Linked DNA regions of Homo sapiens: region 2 is linked to region 1. Evidence: read pairs that join two places in POLR2A ChIA-PET (ENCODE). Cell type or tissue: Caco-2. All regions are shown on one strand. Each heading gives the region's core, and the rest is flanking DNA. Links, peaks and the distances in the headings are about the cores only. Region 1 overlaps HEATR1 (HEAT repeat containing 1). Region 2 overlaps EDARADD (EDAR associated via death domain).

What was found. ChIA-PET counts read pairs that join two places held together with the same protein. Peaks named below come from ENCODE experiments on the same cell type or tissue, not always from the same donor. Only the 100,000 strongest peaks of a DNase experiment are listed, where the experiment ranks them.
Region 2: POLR2A ChIA-PET joins it to region 1 with 7 read pairs; 2 of 35 experiments call an interaction of 5 or more read pairs at or near these places.

Annotation. Positions count from the first base shown.
Region 1 is chr1:236,587,520-236,590,444 of GRCh38, forward strand. HEATR1 (HEAT repeat containing 1) reads right to left here. Exons shown (of 45, transcript NM_018072.6): 13 at 429-524. Among named protein-coding and RNA genes, the nearest start is that of HEATR1, 16 kb to the right of the region's middle. In Caco-2, for the core only: no CTCF peak of the experiment used is centred there; no DNase peak of the experiment used is centred there.
Region 2 is chr1:236,419,549-236,422,473 of GRCh38, forward strand. All of the region lies in intron 3 of EDARADD (EDAR associated via death domain), which reads left to right. Among named protein-coding and RNA genes, the nearest start is that of EDARADD, 27 kb to the left of the region's middle. In Caco-2, for the core only: no CTCF peak of the experiment used is centred there; a DNase peak (open chromatin) is centred at 1,683.

The DNA.
Region 1 (2,925 bases), core at 297-2,796:
TTGTACTTGCTTCAAACATGTATGGCGCTTTTTAAATGCGAATTTTAAAAAGAATGAATTATAAGGAATTTCTCCCAGGAATCCTAGTACAAATTAAAAGTTTTAAGATCTATTTCTCAAAAGTGGCATTCATAAGACAATTTCCACAGGTCCCAAGGTATTTGCTATTGATAAAAATATGTTAAAAGCAATATAAAAATTCACAAAACATTTTTCCTGTTTGAACAACTTCCATATATATTTAATATATCAAATTGTGAATTTCTGTGAGTTTCTCCTAACCAGACTTAAGTCTGTGCTCTCCAGAGAACAAATTTCCCATGGAAAAATAATTTCCAAAAATATTCTAGTCTCAAGCAGAGAATCAAGTGAGAAGGGCAAGGAAATTTACAAAATTGTATACCTCAACAAATGACAAATTCACTCACCTCAAAAGCACTTATAGCCGACAAAACAACATCTATATTATCATCACCTAATCGGGCTAAAACAGCTTCTTTTATGAAAGATTCATCAACACCCTCCTGAGCAATAAAAGAAAAACATTAATTTAGCTGTTGCCAAAAATCTCTTAAGGCTTTGCACTAGAAAGGAAGTATGGTTTTGTGAAAAACACTCCAGAATGACAGTCTAACACAGGCTCTGCTCTGGATGAGGACTGAAACACACTAGAACTAGATAATCGCTAAAGGGCCTTTTGAGATTAATAATTGTTTGGTACAAATCCTTTTCAAGTTTTCAGTGAAAATATAGTAAATATGGTATACTCCAAATATAGTTTTTGTAGTTAAGGAGTTCATCTTATTAAAGTGAGAGCCCAGATATTGACGGGATATAGACTAAAGAATAAGAATGTCTAATTTAAATCCTAGCTCTACCACTTACTAGTTGTGTAACTTTAGTCAAGTCACTTAACCTTTCTGGATCTCACTATTCTCACCTATAAAACAGGTTTGCTAATAAATAATACCTACCTGCAAGGGTTGTTAGAAGATTAAAAAATACATGTCAGTCTGTAGCACAGTGCTTTACACATAGTACTGTTAAAAGCTAGCTAGTATTATCTAAATTTTTACAAGGATAAGGACATGTACTACAAAGCCAGTCTGCCAAAAATAGAGATCATTTTTTAAATATAACAAATAAAAGAAAACAATGTATATTCATTCACAGAGAAAGAAAACTAGGACTGCTAATCAACCTGAATATATCCCTATCTATATGTGGCAGGCAACTAAATAATATAAAAAACATAGGTCACTCTGTTGGGAGAAAAATGAAAATTCACAGAATTCACAAAAATTAAGTTAGTCAGGCACAGTGGTGCATGTCTATAATCCCAGCTACTCTGGAGGCTGAGGTGGGAGGACTGCTTAAGCCCAGGAGTTTGAGGCCAGCCTGGATAACATAGCAAGACCCCATCATTTAAACAAATCCTCAAGAGCTAATAAGCAGCCATATATCTGAACCTGGAGTTTAGAATAAAACCTATGTCCTGTCATCAATGGAGAAAAGAAAATGAAACATGGTATGCAAAGGAGGACATCAACTGCAATTACAATCCTCAAGCCTGTAAGTTGAATGTATGCAGGGCCGGCCCTTCACCGAAAAACGAACCAAACCCAGAGAACAGGAGAGAAAGGCAGTAAAAGAAGGAAGGATGAGAATAACTTCAGAAACAGAAGATTCCAGGACTCCCCTTTATTCTAGAAGAATTTCTTATCACTGAAATCCTCCTATCACAACAAAGACTATTATTCAATGAATTTATTTAACATATCGACAAAATAAACCTATTGGCAGTTTACAAAAGCAGAATTCATGTCAGATCAAATAAAGCAACATTTCTCAAACCTGAATATTACATCAGTCACTTTCAAAGAAACATTCTCAAAGATCTAAATGTTGTTTGTTGTTTATATATCAACTTAAAATTAAGTATAACTCCTTCTTAAAATATAGATGACATAAAACAAAAATTTTTTTTTAAATCTACAAGGGAAATACTAAAAACTCTATAAAACCAATAAAATTCAAATGAAGATGAACTTAGTGTGATTAGTTGTAATTAGCTGAAATTAAATTTTACTGATCATATGATTTTACTTGTAGTAAGAATCTGCTTCTAATTGCTATGACACAAGTTCTAGAGTTCGGCACGTTTACACTGCCATGTGCTACAAGGAAACTAAACTCTGTTAACCGCTTTACTCTGTTCCAGAAATTTCTCAAATATGCAAATCACGGTGCATAATTTTAGATATGACACAGATGGAGCATTCCTATTTTAATTATAGTAACTATAGTAAAATGCATATACAATTAGCACCTCACACCCACAATTTGAAGGCTATGTAAAAAAATAATGAGTCCATCTGAAATAAAGAAAAATTGTGAGAAAATAATACTACTATCAGTGGTAATTTGTAATTTAGCAAAAATTGTACAGGGACTGCTTGAATGACTAAAGTTTGGAAACTACTATTCTATGTGCATCATTACCAAGTCTTCATACCAATGCCTTTTGGTATAAATGCAAATTAGACCAAATTATTTACAAATAAAGTCAGCCTCAATACATATTTGAAACCACTAACATTTTAAAGACAAACGAAACTGCAGGCACCAAAATCATGGAACAGTGTTCAAAAGTTATCATTCAAATGTCCCAAAATATGTCTTCATCTAAAATTAAGACTATCAAAATCAAATTTCTCGGTTTTTTTTTGAAAGAGTCTTGCCCTGTCACCCAGGCTGGAGAGCAGTGGCGTGATCATGGCTCGCTGCAGCCTCAACCTCTCACACCCAAGAGATCCTCCTACCTCAGCCTCTCAAGTAGCTGGGACCAAAGCGTGTGCCACCAAACTTGGCTAATTTTTTATTTTTTGAACTTTTTTATAGAGAAGGGGGTCTCCCTATGTTGCC
Region 2 (2,925 bases), core at 252-2,751, 170 kb before region 1:
CTTCAGTGTGCATCAGAATGTGGGGATGCTTGTCAACAACGCAGACTTCTGGGCCCCTGGAGATTCCAACTAAGGCGGTCTGGGGGAGAGCTCAGCACTCTGACTGACAGGCAGGAGAGCTGAGAGCGAGGCAAGCCTGGGTCAGATGGTGACCGCTCTAGCTGTAAAAAGATAACATACACAGCCTCAGGCAAAGACCACACTTTTAGCTTCAGTTTCCCAGATAATACTATTATGAAAAGAAAGTCTTTTATTCCAGTCAGAATTGTGTGTGAGACAATGAATATACATGGTCCCTTATTTGAACCAATCTAGCAGCTCAGCGCATAATAGGTGAATGAATGCTAATGCATGGACGGTGACTCGCGCCTGTAATCCCAGCATTTTGGGAGGCCAAGGCGGGTGGATTACTCGAGGCCAGGAGTTCCAGACCAGCCTGGTCAACATGGCGATACCCCGTCTCTACTAAAAATACAAAAATAGAATTAGTCAGGTGTGGTGGTGGCACGCACCTGTAATCCCAGATACTGGAGTGGCTGAGGCACGAGAATCGCTTGAACCTGGGAGGCAGAGATTGCAGAGAGCTGAGATCATGCCACTGCACTCCACCCTGGACAACAAAGTGAGACTTTGTTTCAAAATAAATAAATACATAAAATAAAAAGACTGCTAATGAAGGTAAAAATCAAATGGCTTAATCAATCAATCCCTCACTTCATCCTGACTTTTCAACCCTGAGTTAAATGGTTCTGTATTTAAGGCTAAATAACTTTAAACATTTACATGGTGCTAAAATTTCTGTTATAATATATTTCTGCCAACCTTAAAGTTTAGAGTATGGCCTTGAATTCTGTGACTAAAGATTAGAATCTGATGGAACAAAATCAGTTTTTAAGCTATTTTGTACCATCTTCACCACAGGTGGGAAAACTGTGAAGTTAACACAACTTTGGAATGGAAGTTGCTTCCTAGCAATTCATATGGAAAGATGTTAAATGTTTAACATGAATTTCAAGTTCCTTTGCTTTTCACTGGCAACCTGAACTTGAACAAGAGAACCAAAATGGTTTAGGTTTGACCTTTAGGAGGGTGAGCTGTTGGGACAAGTATAATCCCACTCTCTACTGTCTGAAAGGCTTAGTAAAATGACAGACGAATGAACACACTGGAATTTGATATCACGTTGTTAATCAGGGGAGAATTTTTTTTTTGAGATGGAGTCTCGCTCTGTCACCTAGGCTGGAGTGCAGTGGCACGGTCTCGGCTCACTGCACTCCTGAGTTCAAGCAATTCTCCTGCCTCAGCCTCCTGAGTAGCTGAGATTACAGGCACCCGCCACCACACCAAGTTAATTTTTGTATTTCTAGTAGAGATGTGGTTTCACCATGTTGGCCAGGCTGGTCTCGAAGTCCTGACCTCAGGTGATCCACCTGTCTCGGCCTCCCAAAGTGCTGGGATTACAGGTGTGAGCCACTGTGCCCTGCCAGGAGAATGTGTTTTGATTGTCTCCTCTTCACCCTGTTGGTGAGGGAGGGATTCCATCTTAGGGTTACAGGGATGGCCAAACACATGACACTCAACACTTAACAGATGAGATCGACAGGAATTTATGAGTCATGTATACTCAGTCCAGGAGGGGAGGACACTGTGCGTCATGCAGGGCCACATGGAGGTTGCACTTAGGAGCAGAGCAAACAACAAGGGGCTGTCAGACAGGCTTTATGGTATTAAGCAAGTGGGGTGCCTCCTGGTTGTCAGGATGTGATTGGCTTGTTTGAGTTAAGTCCATGGAATCAGGGGAAATGAAGCCCATTACAAAAAGAGAACAAGGACTGTGCGTGGTCCCCTTGGTAAGGGGCGTTGTTTGGCTAGGGGACTTTGGCCATGGGAGCAGAGTGGGAAGGAGACTTGTGGTTAGGCCATTCAAGACCTTCCCAGTTCTTTTTTTTTTTTTTTTTTTTTTTTTTGAGACAGAGTCTCACTCTGTCGCCCAGGCTGGGGTGCAGTGGCTCAATCTCGGCTCACTGCAACCTCTGCCTCCCAAGTTCAAGCCATTCTCCTGCCGCAGCCTCCTGTGTAGCTGGGATTACAGATGCCCGCCACCACGCCTGGCTAAGTTTTGTATTTTTAGTAAAGATGGGGTTTCACCATGTTAACCTAACCTCTAACTGGTCTCTAACTCCTGACCTCAGGTGATCTACCCGCATTGGCCTCCCAAAGTGCTGGGATTACAGGTGTGAGCCCTTCCCAGTTCTACCAATGTCAAGGCAGCACATAAATTGAGTCTCAATGTTAGGTCTTATACAACAGTTCACCCCTAGATGCCATGGCATAAATTTAAACCTTAATGATGGCTGAGACTTCTAGGGAATAGAAGTGCCCCACTAAGAAGCAAGGAAGGCACTTGACCAGGAGGGAGAGGGCCACATGGTGAGATGGTCATCAAAAACAGGAACTTTAGAGGTGTCCCCCTGATGGCCAGTAAAGGCAGTTGAGGAACCCGTGTGGCATTGGTGTAGGGAGTACATGTCTCCAGAGGTTGTGGATTTAGATTCATTAAGGCCTGTGACAATAGTGACACCCAGTAACTTACATAGGAGTTTCTTGAAGATTTCATTATGCCTCTCAATCGAACCTGCTGCCTGATATGAGAGGGGAGGTGGAAGTTTCATTGAATGGCTTAAGAGCCTGGCGTTGTATGTTCTTAGAAGAGAAATGAGTGTCTTGCTCACTGTCAGTAATAAGTGGGACTCCAAAGGAGACTGGAAATGTTCTGCTGAAGCCTTGTATGGTGGCCTTGCTGTACATAGAGACATCTGTTTCTTTATTTATAGTTTGGGTGTATTTGAGGCAAGAGATTCTGAGAGTTCTTTACCACAAAGGGTGCAACTCTTAGGCAATGGTCCAAAAATTTATAAAAACTGT